2 separate regions of the Homo sapiens genome follow, and region 1 is linked to region 2. The links are chromatin loops, found by intact Hi-C in ENCODE. Cell type or tissue: PC-9. All regions are shown on one strand. Each heading gives the region's core, and the rest is flanking DNA. Links, peaks and the distances in the headings are about the cores only.

What was found. Peaks named below come from ENCODE experiments on the same cell type or tissue, not always from the same donor. Only the 100,000 strongest peaks of a DNase experiment are listed, where the experiment ranks them.
Region 1: a loop joins it to region 2, with 14 times the contacts of the local background. A loop is called at or near these places in 1 of 110 quality-filtered maps.

The regions. Positions count from the first base shown.
Region 1 is chrX:19,102,394-19,110,729 of GRCh38, forward strand. The region is part of intron 1 of ADGRG2 (adhesion G protein-coupled receptor G2); the gene reads right to left. Among named protein-coding and RNA genes, the nearest start is that of ADGRG2, 16 kb to the right of the region's middle. RefSeq lists an enhancer at 4,600-5,229. In PC-9, for the core only: no CTCF peak of the experiment used is centred there; a DNase peak (open chromatin) is centred at 4,048.
Region 2 is chrX:19,043,191-19,051,526 of GRCh38, forward strand. All of the region lies in intron 3 of ADGRG2 (adhesion G protein-coupled receptor G2), which reads right to left. LOC101928415 (a long non-coding RNA gene) reads left to right here. Exons shown (of 4, transcript XR_001755808.2): 3 at 7,616-7,791. Among named protein-coding and RNA genes, the nearest start is that of PHKA2, 63 kb to the left of the region's middle. In PC-9, for the core only: no CTCF peak of the experiment used is centred there; DNase peaks (open chromatin) are centred at 3,331, 3,861 and 4,211; H3K27ac peaks cover 1,635 bases.

The DNA of each region.
Region 1 (8,336 bases), core at 90-8,089, 59 kb after region 2:
ATTTCCTCTTTAGTACTCTTTGTGTCTTCTAGGTGGGGGCCATTCCCAACTTGTAGGTGCCCAGTGACCTCATACTTTTTCACTGGCTCTCAGGAGAAGGCCTCGCATGGAGGCCCATCGACCAGGTTCTGTGCTCATTTAAATTATAACACTTTAAACCAAGGAAATGAATCTCTAATTGTGGAATTTCAGATTTCAGCCAGATCAACAGATGAGATACTGGTGGGGGTGGGGAGATGGGGGTGGAGTCATGCACAGTTATTGCTGTGGACTTGTGTGTCCCTCCTGCCAAATTCATATTTTGAAGCCCTAACCCCCAGGGTAACCTGTCTCTCCCTCTCCCTCTCCCTCCCCGCTTCCCCCACCTCTCTCTGCCAACTGAGGACACAGTGAGAAGGCAGCTGTCTATAAACCCAGAAGAGGGAACTCACCAGAACCTGACCATGCCAGCATCTTGATCTTGGACTTCTCGGCCTCCAGAATTAAGAGAAATAAATTTCTGTTGTTTAGACCACTCAATCTATGGTATTTTGTTCTGGCAGCCCAAGTTGACTAAGAAAGTTACAGGGTAGTGTCAGAGGCATTTGAGCCAGAGTGACTCCATCTTGAATAGGGACTGGGTAAAATAAGGCTGAGACCTGTTGGGCTGCATTCACAGGAGGTTAGGCATTCTTAGTCACAGGATGAGACAGGAGGTCGGCACAAGATACAGGTCACAAAGACCCTGCTGATAAAACAGGATGCGGTAAAGAGGCCAGCCAAAATGCACCAAAAACCAAGATGACGACAAAAATGACCTCTGGTTGTCCTCACTGCTCATTATACGCTAATTATAATGCATTAGCATGCTAAAAACACTCCCACCAGCGCCATGACGGTTTACAAATGCCATGGCAACATCAGGAAGTTACCCTTTACAGTGTAAAAAGGGGAGGAACTCTCAGTTCCGGGAATTCCCTGCCCCATCCCAGAAAACTCACGAATAATCCACCTCTTGTTTAGCATATAATCAAGAAATAACTCTAAGTATTCTCAGTCGAGCAGCCCATGCCACTGCTCTGCCTACGGAGCAAACATTCTTTATTCCTTTACTTTCTTAATAAACTTGATTTCACTTTACTCTATGGACTTGCTCCTAATTCTTTCTTGTATGAGGTCCAAGAACCCTCTTTTGGGGTCTGGATCGGGACCTCTTTTAGTAACAGTAGCAGTCACCTAGCCATCCACCCTTATTGTTTTAATAGATGTTTTAACATTAAAGCTAGCCCTGTTGATACCACGTGTACTCTCAAAATACCAAATCCAAAGGACTAAGTGTCTAATTAGGACCCCCAAGATGCCCAAACAGAGAAACAGGAGTCTGGCCTGGGGGCAGCACAGCCTGGCAGAGGTATGCAAAACTGTGAGACATCCAGGACAGTGTGCCCAGTGAGGCCACCCTCCCAAACATCTCTGCCTGCTGTGGGTTCCAAAGATGAGACAAACCATAGAATGGGGAATTTCAAATACAAGGTCTTGAGGGGAAAAGGCTGGGTCCTATCACACGTCTGAACATATAGAGGGGCCCAGGCAGCCCTAAAATCCCCTAAAATGCACTAAGAGGCATAGATTGTGCCAAGGTTCAGATCCACTTCAGTCTGGGGAAGAAGGCAGGAGGAGGAGAAAGCTGAGGACATGGCTAAGAGGAGCAGTGACCATCGATGCAAAGCTTCGGAAACGGATGTAGGTAGGCCCTTGAAACTGAGTGTCAGGGGCTCTGTTCTGTAAAGGTCTGAGAAGGACTCCTCATCCCAAGAGGCTATGCAGAGAACCCACCACAGAGAAACTCAGTGAGGGAGGCCTGTGGAAGGGAGTTGGCTGCAGCCAGGATGTGGTTTGTAGGAGCCCCCGGGATGTGATCAAGCTTCTGAGGCAGAACTCAGAGATACACCCTCTGGGTACAGGTCAAAAAGACCTGAACTAGCTTGACTGGGGTGTCCAGAAAATCAACTCTGTTGACCAGATCCCAAAACAGCCCGGGAACAGAGAAGCATTCTCTCCATTATCAGGCTTATTTCCAGCCATCTGACTGTTTGGTGTCACGCAGACAAAATATCTAGATACTGGTGAGATGCCCCTCAGAAGAAACCCCATGGGGCTCCCCCTTTTTTTATAATAGGATTTTATTAAAATTAACAAAAGGAATTCCTGACTGTTGACCAGTTTTGCCTTAGTTGGGTTCCTTCAGAAGGTAACTCTGCTGGGTGTGGTGGCTCATGCCTGTAATCCCAACATTTTGGGAGACCAAGGTGGGTGGATCACTTGAGTGAGGCCAGGAGTTGAAGACCAGCCTGGTCAACATGGTGAAACCCCGTCTCTACTAAAAATACAAAAATTAGCTGGGGGTGGTGGCGGGTGCCTGTAGTCCCAGCTACTTGGGAGGCTGAGGGAGCAGAATCGCTTGAACCCGAGAGGTGGAGGTTGCAGTGAGCCAAGATCACACCACTGCACTCTCGTCTAGGTGATAGAGCGAGACTCTGTCTCAAAAAAAAAAAAAAAAAAAAAAAAAGTAACTCCAAGGCTGGGCGTGGTGGCTCATGCCTGTAATCCCAGCACATTAGGAGGCCGAAGTAGGCAGATTGCTTGAGGCCAGGAGTTCGAGACCAGCCTGGCCAACATAGTGAAACCCCGTCTCTACTAAAAATACAAAAATTATGTGTTTTGTATTTCTTCTTCCTTCTTTCTTTTTCTGCTGCTGCTGCTTCTTCGAGATGGAGTCTTCCCATATTGCCTAGGCTGGTCTTGAACTCCTGGGCTCAAGCAATCCTTCTGCCTCAGCCTGAGTGTTATTCTCTTTGACTCATCCATGAAAGTGGATCCAATGTGTCTATGTATATTTTTTAAATTAAACTTTTATTGTAGTACAAATTATACACAAGGCCATCAGCAGTAGAAAGGATAAACCATGGTAGTCATGCAGTGGAATATTATTTGGCAGTGACAATCATCCAACTATAATTAGTTGCTATTTAGGCCATGTTAAATAGGCCTTTGCAGGGACATGGATGAAGCTGGAAACCATCATTCTCAGCAAACTAACACAAGAACAGAAAACCAAACACCACATGTTCTCACTCATAAGTGGGAGTTGAACAATGAGAACACATGGACACAGGGAGGGGAACATCACACACGGGGGCCTGTAGGGGGATGGGCGGCTAGGGGAGGAAAAGCACTAGAAGAAATACCTAATGTAGGTGATGAGTTGATGGGTGCAGCAAACCACCACGGCACGTGTATACCTATGTAACAAACCTGCACGTTCTGCACATGTACCCCAGAACTTAAAGTATAATAAAAAAAATTTTTTTAAATACAAAAATTAGCTGAAATACCCCGTCTCTACTAAAAATACAAAAATTAGCATGGTGGCGTGCACCTGTAATTCCAGCTACTGGGTTGGGAGAATCACTTGAACCTGGGAGGCGGAGGTTGCAGTGAGCCAAGATCGCACCACTGCACTCCAGTCTAAGCGACAGAGCGAGACTCTGTCTCAAAAAAAAAAAAAAAAAAAAAAAGAAGAAGAAGAAGAAGGTAACTCTTTGGCACATATTCGAGATAAGTAGTTTATCTGGGCTGTGACCCCAGGAAACACAGATAGAATGGACACGTGAGTTGGGGCAGGAAGGCAGCCAATAGATGGCGTTATCAAGCCAGTCACCACTGGGGGCAATGGGAGTTTAGTCCTTCTGGGGAATTCTGGGAGCCAGTGTAGAACACCGGTCTGAATTATCCCACTTGAGGGTATGGATCCACTGACTTGCATCAGGCATTGGTTGAAGGCTGCTCCTGGGGTGGGGTGGGAGCTGTTAATTCCCTGGCACTTCCAACCTGCAGCATGGATGTGTAAAGAGGGCCCCCACAGAGAAATGTGCAGCTCGTGGCTGGAAGGTGACTGGTGTGTACTATAATGGTGGGGCCAGGGATGTTGAAACAGACACCTAGTTGCTCTGGAATGAATGAGGAAGTGTGCGATAGTGAAGCCAGGAGAAAAAAGAGTGGCTTAATGCCTGCCCCACCCCACTCCTTTCTCCATGTCAGTATCTGGGATAGTGTGTGTTTGTGTGTGTGTGTGTGTGTGTTTCGGTTTGGCGTGTGTTTGAGGTTAGTGGTTTTTCTTCAGGTGTTATGAGATATTTGAGGAGAGTCCAGGTGAGGGAGATTTGAAAGAAGTTGCTATTCCAGGTTAAAAAAAGAGCACTGCGGCTGGGTGCAGTGGCTCACGCCTGTAATCCCAGCACTTTGGGAGGCCGAGGTGGGCAGATCGCTTGAGGCCAGGAGTTCGAGACCAGCCTGGGCAACATGGTGAAACCCCGTCTCTACTAAAAATACAAAAATTAGCTGGGCGGTGGTGGCGGGCACCTACAATCCCAGCTACTCGGGAGGCTGAGGCATGAGAATCACTTGAACCCGGGAGGTGGAGGTTGCAGTGAGCCGAGATCATGCCACTGCACTCCAGCCTGGGTGACAGAGTGAGACTCTGTCTCAAAAAAAAAAGAAGAGCCCTGGGCTTTGTCTGCTGCTTTAATGCAGGCTACACACAACCTGGTTCTGCCGGCAGTGCTGAGAGGACAAGCCCAGAGGGGTACTTGGGAGAGCTGTTTATCATCCATCAGTGGGCAACGGGCAAATGCTCCATATAATCCCCAGGAACATGGAGGCAGCTATGTTCTAAAGCTTCGCTACTCAAAGTGCAGCTCCCCCGCCCCAACAGCAGCATCACCTCACCTAGGAGCTGCAATGCAGAAATCTCTGGCCAGTCCCAAACCTGCTGAATCCGCATATGCATTTTAACAAGATCCCCAGGCAATCGTTTTGCATGTTGGCATTTGAAAGGCACTGCTGTGCATGACACTATCTGCTAATCGTTTTCCCTGCCTAAAAATTTGTCTCCCACCAAAATCAAATGGAATGTATTTGCTTCATTTCAGACAATATTTGCTCTATCCAGTTGGTCAAATGACCAGATTAGCTGAGAGGAGACAGAGAAAAATACTACTGTCAACCAATACACCACAAAATAAAGCATAATTTAGTTTTTTAACCCTCCTTCTTTCTTCCTTTCTTTGTCCTTTTTACTTTTCCTTGGCAAGACTAGGAATCAGTGCTGAATAAGCCTGTACCATTCTAAAGCTATTCGGGTGGTAAACCTTTACCTCTATATCTGCAAAACACATTCAGCAGTTCCAGGAGTTTTGTTTTTTGTTTTTTTTTTTTTTTTCATTTCAAAAGAAATACAGCTGGGGGTGGGGATGGTGGGGGCAGGCAGGAAAAGAAAAAGCAAGCTAAAATTCTTAAGATATTTTAAAATGATGATATGATATAGGTAGTTGGTAAAGGAAAAAATCAGCATAGAAACCAATTATTAGAAAAAAATTAAAGTATAGGCTGGGCGCGGTGGCTCACGTCTGTAATCCCAGCACTTTGGGAGGCTGAGGCGGGCGGATCACAAAGTCAGGAGATCGAGACCATCCTGGCTAACACGGTGAAACCCAGTCTCTACTAAAAATACAAAAAATTAGCCAGGTGTGGTGGCACGCACCTGTAGTCCCAGCTACTCAGGAGGCTGAGGTAGGAGAATCGCTCCGGGAGGTGACACAAGGTTGCAGTGAGCCGAGATCGCGCCACTGCACTCCAGCACTCCAGCCTGGGTGACAGTGAGACTCCGTCTCAAAAAAAAAAAAAAAAAGAAAAAAGAAAATTAAAGTGTAAAAACAACTAATGCTAGAACTTAATAAAAAAAGTTACAGAAAGCCAGGTGCGGTGGCTCATGCCTGTAATCCCAGCAGTTTAGGAAGCTGAGGCGGGCAGGTTGCTTGAGGAGTTCAAGAAAAAAAAAAAGTTACAGAAAGAAAGTCTCATCATTGTCTATGGATACAGATGTGTGAGTTATGTCCAAAGGTGGCTACTAATCCTAATTGCATTCAGAGGAGAAAATAATTGACAGTAACCATAAAAACTATTAATAATCTATTTAAAGCATTCTTTTAGGTATTTACCTGGTAGTAATGCACATATATGTTCACTACAAGATAGGCAAGAGAATCACCCACAGCACCACTCATAAAAGCCAAAACTGCTGGAAACCAAACAAAGGCCATCAGCAGTAGAAAGGATAAACCATGGTAATCATGCAACGGAATATTATTCGGCAGTGACAATCACCCAACTATAACCACATGCAACGATATGGAGGAAATTCACAAACAATACTGAGCAGAAGTCAGGTAGCCTGTCTGGTACCACATATAGGAAATTTAAGAACAGGCACAATATGTGGCATTTGAGGGAGAACAGTAGTCACCCTTGGGGGGCAGTGAGTGAAAGGAGGCAAGAGGAGGGCTTCTAAAGGCTGCTTGTGTGGGATTCTTGATCTGGGGGCTGGTGACAGGGATATGCACAGTTTGTGAAAATTCATTGAGCTGTACATTTGTAATGTGTATAATTTGTACTTCAATAAAAGTTTAATTTAAAAAATATATGTAGACACATTGGATCCACTTTTATGGATAAGTCAAAGAGAGTAACACTCAGGCTGAGGCAGAAGGATCACTTGAGCCCAGGAGTTCAAGACCAGCCTGGGCAATATAGGGAGACCCCATCTCAAAAAAGAAGAAGAAGAAGAAAGAAGAAGGAAGAAGAAGAACGCTCTAAATATGTCCATGAAATACTACTTGACACACTTGCCTGCTTTCATAAGGATGGCTGCTTGAAATGATGAATCGTGATGAACAGGTGATCAATATCACAAGCTGAGTAATGGCGCCCAGCTCTTGACTCATGTATGAACTGTGAATACAATAAGCATTTGGCCCAGTTTAAAAAAAAATCCTACTGGGTCAAGGGTGATGGTTTCTCCAAATACCCCAAAAACATGTGGTATATTTCTGTCAAAAAGCGAATCATCTGCTGACAAAATCATTAGTCGTGTTCATTGGTACAGATTTTTTCCTGGAAGCTTTAAAATCCACTACAAGAGCTTTCCCAAAAATCACACCAATCTTCAAATAATACCTCAAAGGGAAACCACTTCAGTATACATCTTCCCAATCTTCCTCACTCTCTCCCCACATATTCAAGTCATGAATTTTAGACCAGTACAAAGTACTAAACATTTTTTGGTGCCCTTTTCTCAGATTTCAATAACACACACGGCTTATCACTTGTGTTATACCAGAGCTAACGTTGAAATGGGCACAGGAAATGATACTATTAACAAAGGCAGAGAAGAATGCCACTTCCTTTGCTATCCCCTTCTTCCCACCTAAAAATCCACGTGATCCTCCCAAATGAAGTGTTTCAAAAATTTACACGACAGAATCCCAAGATAAAACATGTCGATTTTGTGGAATCTGAGAACCAGTCTTGTAGTTAGGAGGGCCAGGAAAGTCCCACACTGAAAAATGTGACACTAATGATCCCTGGAATTCTATCACTGTTTTTTTCTTGGTAAAATGTAATTCCCCTTTGTCTAGAAACCCTAATAATCAGGATCCTAACACAGAAATATGAATCTCTTTATCAGATGATTGTCTTCACTGGAAACTTCTAGACTAGCCCCAGACACAAGAATGTACTCTTGGGGAAAGACAACAAGAGGACATTTAGTGAGTATCTTCCATGTGCTGAGAATCATGCATGAAGGATTAAATGTATCATTTATTCATCAAATATTTATTAAACACCAAAATTGAATACTACATGCCAAATACTATTCTAGGCACTGGGGGTAAAGATGTGGACCCTGCTCACATTCTAGTGTGAGGAGGGTGGAAGGAGGAGAAGAGAACAATAAATGTACAAATCAACAAGGAAATTAACAGATAATAAATACAGCATTGAGAATTAGAGTAAGGTGAGATGATATAGAAGGTAACCTGGTGGCTATTTTGGATCAGGTCATCAAAGAGGAGATATTTAAACTGAGATCTGAATGATGAGGAACCAGCAATAAGAAGATAAAGGAGGGACCAGGCGCGGTGGCTCATGCCTGTAATCCCAGCACTTTGGGAGGCTGAGGCGGGTGGATCCCTTGAGGCCAGGAGTTTGAGACCAGCCTGGCCAACATGGCAAAACCCCATCTTCTCTACTAAAAATACAAAAATTAGCCGGGTGTGGTTGCATGCACCTATAATCCCAGCTACTCAGGAGGCTGAGGCACAAGAATCACTTGAACCCGGGAGACAGGGGTCGCAGTGAGCCAAGATTGCGCCACTGCACTCCAACCTAGGTGACAGGGAGAGACTCTATCTCAAAAAAAAACAAAAAACAAACAAAAAAAAAAAACAAAAAAACAG
Region 2 (8,336 bases), core at 137-8,136:
AACCCAGCTGCTCAGTCACTAACATTTATTCACTTTTTCTGTCTCTCATTATGATGCTCCACCTCACTCCTGGTCCAACCTAGAGGTATCCCCACAGGACTTACACTTTTCTGAGGATCAGCTTATGTTTCTCTTGGGCCCTCTCCTAACTCACTTCCCATTTGTTACAACTTAAAGAGGTGGTCGTCATATCCAGTGAGTCATATATTTGAGCTCCATGCCACTCTTAGGAGACAAAACATTTCCATTGTTAAAAAGATTCATAAACAAAGAAAGGAAAAACATTTAAAATTTTCAGATTTTCCTTTGGAACCTACAAAGAGCCAATTTTCAAGCATTATTCATTTATGGAAGTCTCAATTTAAGTCAATAAATAAAATTATGGTGCCGTGTCTATAAAATTTACTCAGTATGACTCCCTAGTGATTTTTTTAAAACAAAGTCCATATATTCCAATTAGGATGAGCAGGAGTTTGGCTTAGAATAGAAGCCAAATGGAGCCAGACGAACTGGAAACTCAAGAAACTGGCCCCATCAATGGAGTCTCTTTCCCTACATCCCCTCCCAGGCATTTTTTTTTTTTCAGTTATTGCCACTACCTTCTAAACTCTAATCCCACATGGCCAAGTGTGGTTCGAGCACTGCCATGTGAATGTCTTGCTGTCATTGCTTCTCCAACTCAGTATATCCAAGAACTCATCCCTCATCACCCCACATCATTTCCACCCTTGATCAGTTCCTGAACTCAAAAGTATTGCCAGTAACACCCGCCAAACATTTAAGTTGAAAACTTCAGTACTGGTTTGCTGTTGCTGCTGTACCATTAACTTACTGGCTTCAAACACAAAATTGTTATCTTAGAGTTCTGCATGTCAGACGTCCAGTAGGAGTCTCACCAGATTAAAATCAATGCTGATGATGCTAGGCCACATTCTTTTCTGGAAACTCTAGGGGAGAATCCATTTCCTGCTTATTCAGGATAAGCAGAATTCAGATCCTTGTGGTTGTAGGACCAAGGTCCTCATTTTCTTGCTAGCAATACATTGAGGGCCATTCCTTCAATTCCCAGAGTCTAGAAGCCCCCCACATTTCTTGGCTCATGCCCCATTCCTCTATCTTCAAAGTCAGCCATGATGGGACAGGGCCAGGTCTTTCTCAGGTGGCATCACTCTGACTCCTCTTCACTTTTAAGAGCTATTAGGCCCACCCAAGTAGTCCACGATAATCTCATGGTCTTTCATTTTAATCACACCTGCAAAGTTCCCTTTGCTATGTAAGGTAACATATTTACAGGTTCCAGGGATTTTAGGATGTGGACATTTTTGGGGAGCCATCAGTCTTTCCACCATACTCAGAAACCCAGTTTCCTAAATTATGGAGAATGAGTTGCAAGGAACCGCCCTTCAAGAGAGAAAATCCTACAGGGGTCAAGTGAAGAGCCCAGAAACAAAGAGTTACTTTTAACAATAGAGTCGAGTCTACAAACCAAGATGCTAACTCTCTGGCCATTGCTCCTGACTCCTCCCCATCCCCAACTCCCACCTCCATATCCAGTCATTGCATCCTGGGCAGTCTTCTCATTGTAGCATGGGGCTGTTGCAAGGATTCTCAAAGAGAGAATGTACATGGCATAACAGGAATAGCAAAAACTGATCCACGCTTCCTGTGATCCAGGCTTACCACATGAAGGACTTCAAACATACTTTATTATTTAATCAGCCAACAACTTTGCAAATGTGATGAACACTGAGGATCCTGAGATGGATCGATTATCCTGGATTACCTGGGTGGGCCCAATCTAGTCCATGAGTTCTTAAAAGTGGAAGAGGCAGGCAGAAGAGTGGGTCAGAGTTATGCCATGAGAAGGACTCCTCGACCCTGAAGAGGTAGGTGATATCATTAACATCATTCCTTGTTAGTGCTTGAGAAACAGGATGGGTGAGGTTTAGAAACTTGTTCAAGGCCTCACAGATCATTGCTTGTAGACCTGAGATTTGAACGAAGGCAGTTTGACTTCTGAGCCTAACCTCTGAGGCTCTACTCTATCCCAGTTCCAATGACAAACTCTGTAGACCATAATCGAATACAGAAATGGGGGGTGTTGTTATTATTATTATTATTATTATTATTATTTTGAGACAGAGTCTCGCTCTGTCGCCCAGGCTGGAGTGCAGTGGCGCAATCTCGGCTCACTGCAAGCTCCTCCTCCCGGGTTCAAGTGATTCTCCTGCCTCAGCCTCCCGAGTAGCTGGGATTACAGGAACCTGCCACCACGCCTGGCTAATTTTGGTATTTTTAGTAGAGACGGGGTTTCACCATGTTGGCCAGGCTGGTCTGGAACTCCTGACCTCAAGTGATCCGCCTGCCTTGGCCTCCCAAAGTGCTGCAATTACAGGTGTGAGCCACCGCGCCTGGCCATAGGGTTTTATTATTAATCTTCTTTAATCTCTCTCTCATCTGTCCCTTCTCCCCATGCTCACTGCCCCCTTCCATACCCAGGCCGTCACTGCCTCATACCCGGGTGTAAAATTAGAACCTTAGAACCTTCTAATTGGAAGGAATCCTAACATTCTCTGCATCCCATTTCTTCCCCCATACAGTAATCCATCCACCAATTGTACACCCACAGTCTCAATTCAGCCTCCAAACAAGTTTTATCTTGTCTACATAGTGGGAATCATGCTGGAGTTTTTTGTTATTATTATTCTTTTAGTGACAGGGTCTTGCTCTGTTGCCCAGGCTGGAGTGCAGTGGCACAATCATAGCTCACTGCAGCCTCCCACTCATGGGCTCAAGGGATCCTCCCACATCAGCCTCCTGAGTAGCTGGGACTATAGGCACATACCACTACACCTGGATATTTTTAAAAAATTTTTTCAGAAATGGGGGTTTCAAGCTCCTGGGCTCAAGTGATCCTCCTGCCTTAGCCTCCTGAGTAGCTGGGACTACAGAGGTGTGGCACCATGCCCAGCTCCAAGTTACTGAAAATTTGAATTACTCACCAACATTTAAAAATCAGGAAATTTCAAATAAAATTCCAATTTTTCACCTTGTTTTACAAAATTGTAAGTTTTGGGAGATGACCCCTTTATGTCGGCTCCCTGGCCCTCTAAAGCATGCCCTGGTTACAAAAGCTGATGGAGCTGGCTCTCTCCTCTTTATATCTTCAAGTATTCATTGACTACGCCCTTCTTTCACTTGGCATTTGGAAAGATGTCATTTAACTTTTCCACTGTGTGCCTTGTTTACCCAACTAGACGCTAAGCTGCTTGATGCTTTATTTATTACCTTCCAGGAATCTAGTCCAGTGTCTTGTTTGTGGTTGATGTCCTAAAATATTTTTGCAATGACTAATGAAATCCTTAAGAAATCTCCGTCAGTCAGAGATCAGTTGGGAACCCATGACAGGTAGTTCAAGAGCAGGAATGTAACACAGGGAAATGTTGCAAAGATGAAGAACTGGAGCAATCCAGAGGTGAGCAACAGCAGGAAGATTCTGGAAGAGCAAAGGGGGGAGGTAATATTACCAGATACCGATGAACAGAGCCACAAGGCAGGAGTTCAGGCCACGGGATGTTGGAAGGGGTCTGTCCAGTGAGACTGGAATCATGGAAGAGGCACAGCCCCCATTAGAGATGCCAGCCAAACCGAGAGAGGGGGAGAAATACCCTGACTTCCCCTTTCCTCTTGCACTCCAATCTCCTGTCACTGACACCCACTGGCCGAACCTAGCTGGAAGCCAGTTGGCAAGGAGACATGAAAGATATTGCAAGGGGTCAGGTCCCTGTGATACAGAGTAAGGGAAGGATGGGGAATGGATCTGAAAGTAACAAGGCAAAATGACTAATGCAGAGTCAACAGAGCAAAGACTCAAGAATACTTCTTGGATGACTATGACTCAGATTTCAAAGTTTGGAGGAGTAGTTATAGCTGCCGATCACAGCAGATAGATGCCTTAACAGGTCTTACAAATGTATGCTAAAATGTCCACCCAAATACATATCAAAAACAGCATTAAAAAGTCAGCCATTGTGAGCCCCCATTGCCTACAGTGGTGACCTCAATAACATACCTGTTAATGACTTTTCCTCTTTTCTTAATGCCTTCTCCCTTCTCTCTTTTCCTAATGCCTGCTCCTTCACTCCTGATTCCTGGGATCACCTCCCAAATAAACTACCTGCACCAAAGTTATGCAAGATCATGTCTGGGTGTTTCTGAAGTGTTCATTTTTCTCCCTGCTATTTGACACCGTGGTAGATATTAAGACTTCAAATGTGAGATGGTTGTCTTACACCTATGATTGTGGTACTACTATGAGTATTTACTTCCACCACATTCTTCCCCAAGTTGGATGGGAAAGAAAAAGGCTTAATCTTTTGGGAGTGGATCTAAAAAGATTACAACTAGCTCTCCTTGCATGAATATTTTCAACCCAACTGAAACTTGTAATCTGGTGGCAGTCCTCCTCTGGATTGAATTACTGTTCCATAGAGAGATAATTAAAAACAAGCCACCACGCCTAGGCACTCTTATATGGGAACCCCAAACAGAACAATATTTTTGTTGTTATTACACTGGCTCTTAAGGGCTTGGGATAACAGACACTCTTCCAGGAACGGCATTTTCCGAGTTTACTACATAACCCCCAAAACTGAATGAAAACATTTCTAATTTGGCATATCCAAAACATGTTTACTCGCGCTGGGACACTGCTCAATAAGTACTCTTACATAATGTATTTATTAAATGATTAATAATGACATCATTAAAAAAAACTTCGGCTCTTAGCTGATGGAACTTCCCAAAGTGCAAGCAATCCGCAGTTCTAGGTGGGCTTTGGCCAGAACGGGAAGAAGGTGAAATGTGTTCTTGAGCCCCCAGCCCCCAATTCTTGCTTTTCTCCTGCCTTCGCACAGTATCGCCCACCCATCCCCCTGGCTCTTGATCCCTCCAGAACTCATCCTGGTTCTCTCAGGGCTTTATGAACTGTCCCTTCCCCAAGGGTCCACGAGATGCATTTTGGAGCGTCCATAAATGCCCCGAAATAAAATGCAAATGTGTGTTCATATGCATTTTTTCCTGGGAAGATTAGAGCCCCCAAAGGGGGTCTATCTTTAATTAACAAGCACTTATACAGCATTACTATATGACCGGGCACTGCGTAAATATTAGCTCATTTAGCCCTCATAACAACCCTATGAGGTACGTTATCCCCATTTCACAGATAGGGAAATGGAGGAAAAGAGCAGTCAAGTAACTTGCCCAAGATTACATGTAAAAGGGCAGACTAGGATGTGAGGCAGGCTCTCCAGCTTCACTACACCAGGCCGCTTCTCATCTTGGGCTGTGGGCTGAAGAGAAGGAAGGGCCACTGACCTACTGGGTGTCCACCGTGCTCCACCAGGAGGGATGTGTACTTTAGGAAGAATGAGAGCCTTGAAATTAACTTTCTGACCAGTAGAGGATACTGGGGGATCATTCCCCGCCCTTCCCAGTGCCTCTGAAACTAGACACATGGCTAGCAATCTACGCTGCTGGTCCTGGCCCGTGCTGATAATGGAGCGTCATGGCTGTGCTTTTCATTTAGAATGCTAGCCATGATTTCTGTTCACTTCCGAAGTGATTGGTGTAACTTCCGAAGGCTGGTAGCTTCTAGAGCTATTTCAGTCTGACGACATGTAAATGCTGCTTAGCGCTTTGGGAGTGGGGAAAGCGGGAGGCCGACTCACCTTTATTGGACACTGATGACACTGGCCTTATACCTGTGCTCCTCACTCAATGGAATCGCCCCAACATTTCCATGAAACAGACAGCTCTCTACCCCAACCTTATCTTCTCCTGCCCTCCCCTCACTCAGCCATCCTGGCCTCCCTGCCGTTTCTCCAACACACCAAGCATATTCCCACCTCAGGGCCTTTGCCTTTGCTGTTCCACCTGCCTGGAACACTTTTCCCCCAGAAGGCCCCTTGGTTTGCTACAGAGCCTCCTACACATTTTACTGAAATGTCACCTTCTCCGAGAGGCTGTTCCAGACCAGTCTATTTCAAACTGCAACACTTTCTGCCTCTGCCTGATCCTTTTCATCTCTTTATGCACAGGCTCGTTGCCATCTGGCGAGTTAATATGTTTATCCATATGCGGACATCCACAGCCCTGGGAGTGGCTGTCTCCTTAATATTTTCTTCCCTGGGCCCCTGACTTGCCTCATCCTAGTCCTGGCCCTGTGTCATATATAAGCGTTTTTTGTGTTTTTTTTTTTTTTTTTTTGTTGTTGTTGTTTTGCTACCAAGAACCAATTTTCCACCCCAATGGGGATGATAGCGCCTCCACTGAGAATGCATGACCTAGGCAAGCTTCTCCAACCCGCAGCCCACAGGCCACATGTGGCCCAATACAAATTCATAAACTTTCTTGAAACACTATGAGATTTTTTTGTGATTTTTTTTTTTTTAGCTCATCAGCTATCATGTTAGTGTATTTTACGTGTGGCCCAAGACAATTCTTCTTATTCTAATGTGGCCCGGGGAAGCCAAAAGATTGGACACCCCTGCTGTAGGGTTATCTCTGCTTCCTCCAGAAAAGATAGAGTGTGAAGAAAGAACCCTCTCCTCCCCAACTCCACTAGTGTCTAGAGTGATTCTGCTGCTAGCCAGCTGACACTTTCCTTCTCATCAAAGCATCTGTCATGTATGGGTTAGCAAGAGTCGCTTGTGGGAGTTTTAAGTGCAGAAGTGCCTGGAAAGGTGGCAGGGGTGCGTGCACCAGTGGTTTGGCTGTGGCGAGCAGTTTTTCCAATTTCCCTTAGTTCACACCACTCTTTGCCAGTTCACAATTGAGCAGTGATCACTTGGCATCTTAGTTTAGGTTCTCTGGGTCGCAGGGCCTAAGATCAAGACTGGAGTGCAAGTACTTTCTTTGGGAGGTAATCCCAGGAGGCAGGGAGAAAGAGACAGGGAAGGATGGAAGCCAAGTTTGGGGTGTTTGTTGTGGACAGTGGGAGCTCAAGTCCAAAGAGACCTCTGAGAAGCATAGAGAATGCCTTCTAGAATTGTCTCTAGGAAGGGCTGGAGACTGGGGCATTTATCCAAGTCTCCCTCCCCAACAGTTGACATTTGCTCCTGGGCCATTACTTCCTCTGCACTCCTGGGCTCTTCCTGTGACAGCTGAGCAGGCTGCCAGGGCTCGGGGGAAACCCCAGAGGCAGACAGAAGTCTGCGAGCATAGAACTGTCCACCTCTTCTGTGGCTGGTCTCATAGATGGCTCAAAAGGATGTCACAGGGGCACGAAAAGCAATGGCTACACTTGGGTTCCTTTGATTGACTCCTGTACACACTTAGATGGACACAATGGCGGAGCTCACCGATTCTCAACCCTGGCTGCACATTAATATCACCCCCAGGGAAATTACTGATGTAGTCAGTCGTGGTGGCTAGCACCTCAAATCCCAGCTACTCAGGAGGCTTAGGTAGGAGGATCACTTGAGGCCAGGAGTTTGAGACCAGCCTGGGCAACGCAGCAAGAACCCATCTCTAAAAAAATTTTTTTTAAATTAAATGACTGATGTCCAGATCCCACCCCTGATCATTTCAACCTGGGCATCTGCATTTTTGACAGCTCCTCTAGCAATTCCGATGTGAAAAGAAGATGGATGGAGAAGCACTGATTCAGCCATGGCTGACATGTCGGAGTTGGAATGGACAGTGCCCGGACCTCACAGTCTCAGAGAACTGGAGAAGAGTAAAGCTGAAGAGGGCATCATCTGGTTACAAATGACAAGTCCAGGGCTCCAGGTGAGTGCTTTGTGTAAGAGGAGACTGCTGCGTGGTGATACGATTAAAACTCATGTCCCCCACCTCCTGGTTCCATGTCGCACATGGTGCCCATGACACTCTTTTTGTTTTGAGACAGAGTCTCGCTCTTTCGCCCAGGCCGGACTGCAGTGGCGCGATCTCGGCTCACTGCAAGCTCCGCCTTCCTGGTTCACACCATTCTCCTGCCTCGGCCTCCTGAATAGCTGGGACTACAGGCACCCACCACCACGCCCGGCTAATTTTTTGTATTTTTAGTAGAGACAGGGTTTCACCGTGTTAGCCAGGATGGTCTCGATCTCCTGACCTCGTGATCAGCCCGCCTCGGCCTTCCAAAGTGCTGGGATTATAGGTGTGAGCCACCGCGCCCGGCCCCATGACACTCTGTAAACCTCAGAAATCACTTCCCTATGGGTTCCAAGTCCAAAGCCTTAAGGTAGAAGCTGAAAACTCCTGGTGGCAGACTGCATTTTCCATGAATGGCCACAGCAATATTTCTCATCTCACAAGTTCTTCCAGAACTTTGC